Linked DNA regions of Homo sapiens: region 1 is linked to region 2. Evidence: chromatin contacts called from ENCODE Hi-C data. All regions are on one chromosome and are shown on one strand. The core of a region is the stretch at or near the end of the contact, and the rest is flanking DNA. Distances in the headings are between cores, read along the strand shown. Region 1 overlaps DELEC1 (deleted in esophageal cancer 1). Region 2 overlaps PTPN3 (protein tyrosine phosphatase non-receptor type 3).

Region 1 (3,579 bases), core at 1,076-3,575, 5.8 Mb before region 2:
AGAGAGGAATATGGCTTAATCTTCAGTCTTTTATGGGAATATAATGCAGTTTCTCAGACCCAAAGGTAACTAAACTCCAACATTCAGTCTTCCCATGACTTTTTATTGGCTGTTGCTGAACTCATCAATTTTTCCTCAATCTTTTGTGGGGGTCAGATCTTAACCATGCCTAAATACTTTTCTGTTGAAAATGTCATAATTATTTCTCCAGGTATAACTGATTTTTGGTGTGTAGACACCAAAGACTCATGTCTCAAACACACACAAACTTCTGTCTGGTTGGGTTCTCTATTTTTATGAACACCGCCTCCATGGCTCTCTAAACCCCACAAAACTTTATTAACCTGAAGCCTCCAAATCCTCTTTGTTTATACAACTTAGGCTGACCTTTTCTTGCTCTTTCTGGTCTGGGAAAGGATTTGATCAACACACACACACACACCCCACACACACACCTCAAGATAGTCATGGCATGTTTCACGCTACCCAATAAAGACAATCATGTTTTCCTGTATTTAGAAAATGCTAATTACAAAGCTATCTTAGCTGCAGACACAGAGCGCATGTCTGCCTCCACACTTGATTCCTGCCTCCACTCAAAGATATTCTCTGTTTAAAGCATCTTATCCACAAAAGCACCCTTTTACTCTACATCCCTTTTCCCTATTTTAGTTTGCTTTACATCCCTTTTCCCTATTTTAGTTTGCTTTATTGCACTTATTAAAAATCCATGAGAGTAGGAACTCTGGCAATTGTGTTTATTGTCACATCTCCTCAGCCTACAATTCCTGGCACATAGTAGCTGATAGATAATAGAGAGATAGAAAGATAGACAGATGATAGATAGATAGATAGATAGATAGATAGATAGATAGATAGATAGATAATACACAGATGTAGAAACTGAGATACAGGAAATACACATAAGACAGAGAGATACACTTAGAGATAGAGATAAATTCTTATCCGGCTTAGCTGTGCTTCAGTTCTTTTCTGTTTGTTTTGTTTTGTTTTGAGATAGAGTTCTGCTCTTGTCACCCAGGCTGGAGTGTAGTGGCGCGATCTCGGCTCACTGCAACCTCTACCTCCTGGGTTCAAGCAATTCTCCTGCCTCAGCCTCCCAAGTAACTGGGATTACAGACACCTGCCACCACTCCCGGTTAGCAGTGTGGCCTTGGAAACGAGACTTAATGCCTTTCAATGTCTCTGTTTTCTCATCTCAATTCCCCACAGCAACCCACATGGCTTTACATAACCTAGCCCCTGCTAACCTCATCAACCTCCCTCCTGTCCCTCTCCCCACCATCACCAGTCACTTTGCCCACCTCGGAGCTTGCCCTGGAACAATCTTCACATCTTCACATCTCTTTGTACCTGGAAACCCATCATCTAGAAAGAGAGCCCTTCCCTTCATATCCTGACCAAAGATCTCCACTCCCCTGAGATTGGTCTTTCGCATCACTTTGTTTTAATTTCTTATACTATAATAGCTATATCTGTTGAATATCTGTTGAATTAACAAATGTATATGAAGATGATAATAATTAATTAGAGTTGCTAAAAAGATTAAACAAAATCTTTTCAGAATTAGGGGAGCTACAAAGGTAGCATCCATTAAAAATAAATTTCTCTGCAGTGTGGCTATAATATGGTAAATGATGTACTTAAAAATGCTAACTGTTATAAATATATTATTTGTGTTGTTATCATTTGTCCATTAATGTCTCTGGTTATATTTAGCTACTTAGCACAAATAATTATCCATATTTAAAATGGAAAATATTACATTAAAATTGGAAGTCTCAAGATTTTACTATTTTGGATAAGGGAGTTTGATTGCTGTTGATAAAAGCCATTTCTCTTGATGCAGACTATATAGTTTATGAGTTGAGTAATATCCTTCTTTTAGAATTTGACCTGAATTAAATGACTTAACCCTTTACTCTGATCTATAATAAAATAAGTAATAAAATAAGGTTGCATCAGCCAAAATGTCATAGTCTGAACTAATTCGTCTATTTCAAATTGGCGGAAAAATATTACAAGGAATAAATAGACTCACCCCCACACCTTCCCTTTAAACCTTCCACTTATTAAGCATCATACCAGACAACAAAGAAGAATATCAAAAGTGGAAGCCCTCTATTAGAATGATGCCCCTGGGTCTATGTCTCTGATGTGGATTCTGCACAGCTTCTCCTCCCCGGCTGCTGGTGTATGAGCCCTGCCTCTGTTCTGGGTGACTGTCCACTGTCTCACTGTCTCAGCCCAGCTGCTTTGCTTTGCTGACTCACTGAGTCTGACACCCCGTAGAGCCGATCCATGTGCTGATCCTAGAAAGTAATGAGGAGCCTGCACAGCTGACAGGAAAGGCCCGTGCCTTTGGGTGCCAGAAAAAGAGGAAGGGCTAGAGAGGAGGTCTGAATGTCCCTCTAACTGCACCATTTAGCATTTGACAGCATCTTCCCTTCTACTAGGAGACCAGCTTTCAGAATTTTATAAGCAAGCTGTAAAAATGTATTCAAGTGTGAAACCTGAAACGAGTCCTTTATCACCAGATCTCTACCTCCCTGGAATGTAATTGGTTTCCAAATTTAAGGGAGATGGAGTGGGGGAATGGAAGGGAGGTGATCCATTTAGCCATTTAAAACTAGTAAAAGAAGAGAAAGAAGTAAAAACTGGTGATTTGTGCTTTCTTTCGTTGCAGGTGAAACATGATTTCATTTATACAGTTGAATAATCTCATCTGCAGGTGACTCACTAGCGTCCCTGGAGCCATGCTTGGTCTCCTCTTGTGCCTCAGTCTCTCTTCTGGTAAAATGAGACAATCTGATCCTTCCAGGGTTCCAGTCTTGTGTTCCAGGACCTTTAAAATATCCTAAGAAAAGACAATTACTAGCTCTAGTGGCCTGTGTTTAAATAGGACAAAGAACTTGACTGAGAAACAGAAGTATTTTTGCATCTGGAAATAGCTACCAAATTATTTCTCCAAAATGCTTTGACATGTTTGGTTTCCATGTAATCTGAATGTTTTGTCACCCAATATACATAAAAATACTACTCCACTTGAGTAGAGAACCACAAAGCTCCATGCATTCCTGTACATCAAAATATACTTTTCTTTCTTTAGTCCTGGACAAATTCAAGATGCACAAAGATTCAGAAATATTTTTTAGTAGAAATTCAAAAACATCCTACAGCCATGTAGGGAGATGGGGTTCAGGGAGTTGACTGAGAAGTGGGAGAGACTAGCATCTCTGTGGGGGCTGGAGCATTGTCAAGGCTACATTTGATATCACATGGGCATTAGAGAGAGAGAGAGAGTGAGTGTGTGTGTGTGTGTGTGTGTGTGTGTGTTCGTGTGCACATTTGTGTGTCTGCTTTCCTTTCTGAAGCTGCAAATTTAAACTCTCAGCTGTGGCAGCCTCTGGGATGCAGGGAAGACTGCTTCTGTAATCTCATTTGCCATGGCAGCTGCTTGGCGAGCTTGACATTGCTATCTTCTCAGCTTCTCAGATTCCTTAAAGATTCTCCTCTGATAACCGTGCATCAGGCCCCCAAACCACCCCAGACCCTGCC
Region 2 (3,853 bases), core at 1,299-3,798:
CACATTTCTCTGTCTCTGCCCCTTTCTCCCTAAGAACCAGGATGTGGTCAGTCCCACACTGGCTCTTCCATGGTGTCTTCCCCGTCCTGCCTCAGGGACAAACCTCTTCTGCTCCTTCCTCCCCCTTGTCATTGGCTCCATCCCATCCTCACCATCTTCTTGCATCCCTCATCCTGCCCCTTTCTTCACTCCACTTGTGGAATTCATGGGGCAACTCCCCTGCGCTCCTCAGCCGCACTGCATTCTGCCCAGCGACAGAGGAGGCACTAGGGCTTTGGTGCCTTCACCCCTGGCCACCCTGTGCTGTGGCCAGCTGCCACTTACTCATTGCATCTCCTCATTTGATGTCCTCTTCCTCGTCTGTCTGTCCATCTTGCACACTGAACAGAATATCACCGCGCCCTACAGAGCACCTGTGTACACAGTTGAGCAGGCCAAAAATCAGCCATTTGTTGAAATAAATGACTAAGAGTAACCCCTCCAACCCTGCTTAGAAAATAGGTTAGGGCAGGCCGGGCACGGTGGCTCATGCCTGTAATCCCAGCACTTTGGGAGGCCGAGGCGGGCAGATCACAAGGTCAAGAGATCGAGACCATCCTGACTAACATGGTGAAACCCCATCTCTACTAAAAATACAAAAAAAAAAAAAATTAGCCAGGCATTGGTGGCAGGTGCTTGTAGTCCCAGCTACATGGGAGACTGAGGCAGGAGAATGGTGTGAACCTGGCAGGTGGAGCTTGAGCTTGCAATGAGCTGAGACTGTGCCACTGCACTCCAGCCTGGGCGACAGGGCAAGACTCTGTCTCAAAAAAAAAAAAAAATAGGTTAGGGCATAAAATGACTTGGAATATAGTATTAGTACTAGCAGCAATAGTAATAGTAGTAGTACTGTTGTCATTTAGTACCATGGGCTAGTTTAGACAGACCATTGAGTTTTAAATCAAAAAAGAAAAATAGGGCTGGGGATGGTGGCTCACACCTGTAATCCCAGCGCTTAGGGAGGCCAGTGCAGGAGGATTGCTTGAGACCATGAGTTCTAGACCAGCCTAGGCAGCATAGTGAGACCCTGTGTCTACAAAAAATTTTTAAAAGGCTGGGCATGGTGGCTCACACCTGTAATCCCAGCACTTTGGGAGGCCGAGGCAGGTGGATCACGAGGTCAAGAGATCGAGACTATCTTGGCCAACATGGTGAAACCCTGTCTCTACTAAAAATATAAAAAATTAGCCGGGTGTGGTGGCGGGCACCTGTAGTCCCAGTTACTCAGGAGGCTGAGGTTGGAGAATCATTTGAACCCGGGAGGCGGAGGTTGCAGTGAGCCGAGATTGCACCACTGCATTCCAGCCTAGCAACAGAGCGAGACTTTGACTCAAAAAAAAAAAAAAATTAAAATTAGTTGGACATGGCGAATGCCTGTGGTCCCAGCTACTCAAGAGACCAAGATAGGAAGATCTCTTGAGTCAGGAAATCGAGGCTGCAGTGAGCTGTGGTCATGTAATGGCACTCCAGCCTGGGCAACAGAGCTTTACCCTACCTCAAAAGAAAAAAAAATGGATTGGGGGGGTGCAGGGAGGGAGAGAGAGGGAGACAGAGGTAGAGACAGAGACAGAGACAGACAGAACGAGAACTGGAAATACCATTTTAACTTGTTTTGTAACTGCCAAGCAGTTGCCCTTTCTGCCACTGGGTGATGCTCTTGTAAACAGTGAAACCCAGCAAAGATGCCGTATTTGGGGGGAATTTTGTAAAGCTTCCTTTTACGTAAGTGAAAGTCATGCTTTTTCAATCTGAAAACTTGTATACAACTTCAATTCCAAAATACTCTGTCTCTGAAATGCCTTCCCATCCATAACACCCTACCCCCAACCAGCCACTTGGACACCATAAGGCCAGACTCTTGTCCTACTGTATCGCTGTGTTTCTCCATTGGTCTGTCACTGAATATTTTATTCAAATAGATTGTGATTATGAATCATTCTGTGTGACTATGATACAGATTTTATATTTAAATTAGGCTCATTTAAACTCACTAGGAGAAAGAGAAGCACCAATTTCATAAAAAATCCATGGATAAGGGCTTGAAATGAAGGTCAAGAAAGAGGCAGTAGCAGCTGTCTTTTGTCTGGGTTTCACTGAATGACTTGGTCTCTGCGCTTCTCCCCTCACTTCACTTTGGATGAGGTTAGGGTGGGGCAGAGTCTTAGAATGTAGGAGAGCCCCATAGTCATCAGCTCTGTAAGGTGTCTGTGCTGGGCCTGTGGCTCCGGAAGGGGCTGGTGTGGGTGATGCAGAGACTCAAGGGTCCTGTCCTGTACAGTGACAGCAGGGATGGTTAATCCCTGTGACTCTGAGGGGTTAGAAATAGGGGTCTTGGAAGTGGGCTCTGCATGGTCTGGAGAGGGAAGAAAGGCTTAGGACGCACATCGGTCAGGTTTCTGTCTGCTAAGCCGGGGGAAAGCCATGTGACCCTGGGCAAGTTACTCAGCCTCTCCTGACCTCAGCTTCTTCATCTGTGAACTGGGAGTTAGAACAAATGACCACAAAGTTCTGTTCCGTTTTCATCATCTGTAACTCTCTAAGACAGCGCTGTCCAGCAGGACTTCCTGCCGTGGTGAAATGTTCTCTGACTGCACTGTCTCATACGGGAGCCACTGGCCGCATATGGCTAGTGAGCATGTGAAGTATGGCTGGTTTCTTGTCTTAATTTATTTAAATTTAAGTAGCCACATATAACTAGTGGCTACCATACTAGACAGTGCAGCTCCACGATACAGAAGAAACTATATTCGATAGAGGAAAATGTAACAAGATCTCAGCGTGGCAGTTCATGGATGTCACAGGCAAATCATGCCAACTAGGAATAATATAAATTCTCCTGAACGCACAACAACAACAGTCCTGTTTCCTTTGAGGAGGCAAGAGTCCTATGAAGCAGAACCATCCGCAGAAGTGAGACAGAAGGAAAAAAGCTTTCAGAAGGGATGGGCTGTGCATCTGCATGAGCTTGCCTGGCAGAGCCTGGTTCAGTAATGAAACCACCAGAGGAGCTGGACACATTTCCCTGTCACCCTTCTAAAGCAGCGGGGAAGGGAGCAAAGTTTTCAGCAGTTTCCAGATCCACCCTGCCTCCTATCCCTTTTCCCCAAAACCATGTGACAGTGTCTAGGCCAGATGCGGTCAGGGGTGGTCAGTGGGCCCTGGGTGTACTCAAATCCCGCTGACAACCTATGCAGCTGAGGTTCCAGGGAAACATACAGCCCCCAGCTGCCAGGCCCCTACAGTCAGTAGTGTTTGCTCTAATAAAATATTAACCCAGTTATTAATATCTCCTCCTTCCCCATGATGAAGGAGTTTATCCGAGAACAATCCGGCACAAAGCTACCTGACCCAGAAGTCATCCAGTTCTGTGTCTCCATCTTCAAATGCTCCAGGCTCCTGCTCACCTGACGGCGTTGATCAGCAGCTCTTAGATGACTTCCACAGGGTGACCAAAGGGGGCTCCACCGAGGACGCCAGCCAGTACTACTGTGACAAGGTGAGCGAGCGCAGGCAGCCGGGTGATCCACACACCCAGGGCTTCCCGGCCTCTTGTGGGCAGCTGAGTAGCTCTAACTAAATGAAAATATCTTATCACCAACTGCTGGAGAGAGATGTGATGCAAATGACCACTTTCAAACCGTTTTCCAGAATGATAATGGTGACAGCTACTTAGTCTTGATCCGTATCACACCAGATGAAGATGGAAAATTTGGATTTAATCTTAAGGTATGTTGTGTATTTATAAAGGAAGTTTTGTGCTGGGAAGCAATCTTTCAATGAGTTTTTAATTTGCATTACAAATGTGCTGCATTCC

Evidence for each region. Hi-C counts contacts between places; a loop is a spot of excess contacts on that map. Pooled maps may share reads with other maps.
Region 1: a loop to region 2 is called in a map with no recorded cell type, with 8 times the contacts of the local background. The contact joins two enhancer-like sites. A Hi-C loop is called at or near these places in 2 of 37 single-sample maps with no recorded cell type and 2 of 50 pooled maps.

What each region holds. Positions count from the first base shown.
Region 1 is chr9:115,196,962-115,200,540 of GRCh38, reverse strand. All of the region lies in intron 1 of DELEC1 (deleted in esophageal cancer 1), which reads right to left. Among named protein-coding and RNA genes, the nearest start is that of DELEC1, 57 kb to the right of the region's middle. Within about 2 kb of position 2,325, at least 2 of the 41 ENCODE cell types and tissues checked have a DNase peak (open chromatin) inside an H3K27ac peak, as active enhancers do.
Region 2 is chr9:109,409,911-109,413,763 of GRCh38, reverse strand. It overlaps PTPN3 (protein tyrosine phosphatase non-receptor type 3), which reads left to right. Exons shown (of 26, transcript NM_002829.4): 15 at 3,349-3,535; 16 at 3,688-3,765. Among named protein-coding and RNA genes, the nearest start is that of PTPN3, 86 kb to the left of the region's middle. RefSeq lists enhancers at 1,810-1,909, 2,430-2,549. Within about 2 kb of position 2,548, at least 2 of the 41 ENCODE cell types and tissues checked have a DNase peak (open chromatin) inside an H3K27ac peak, as active enhancers do.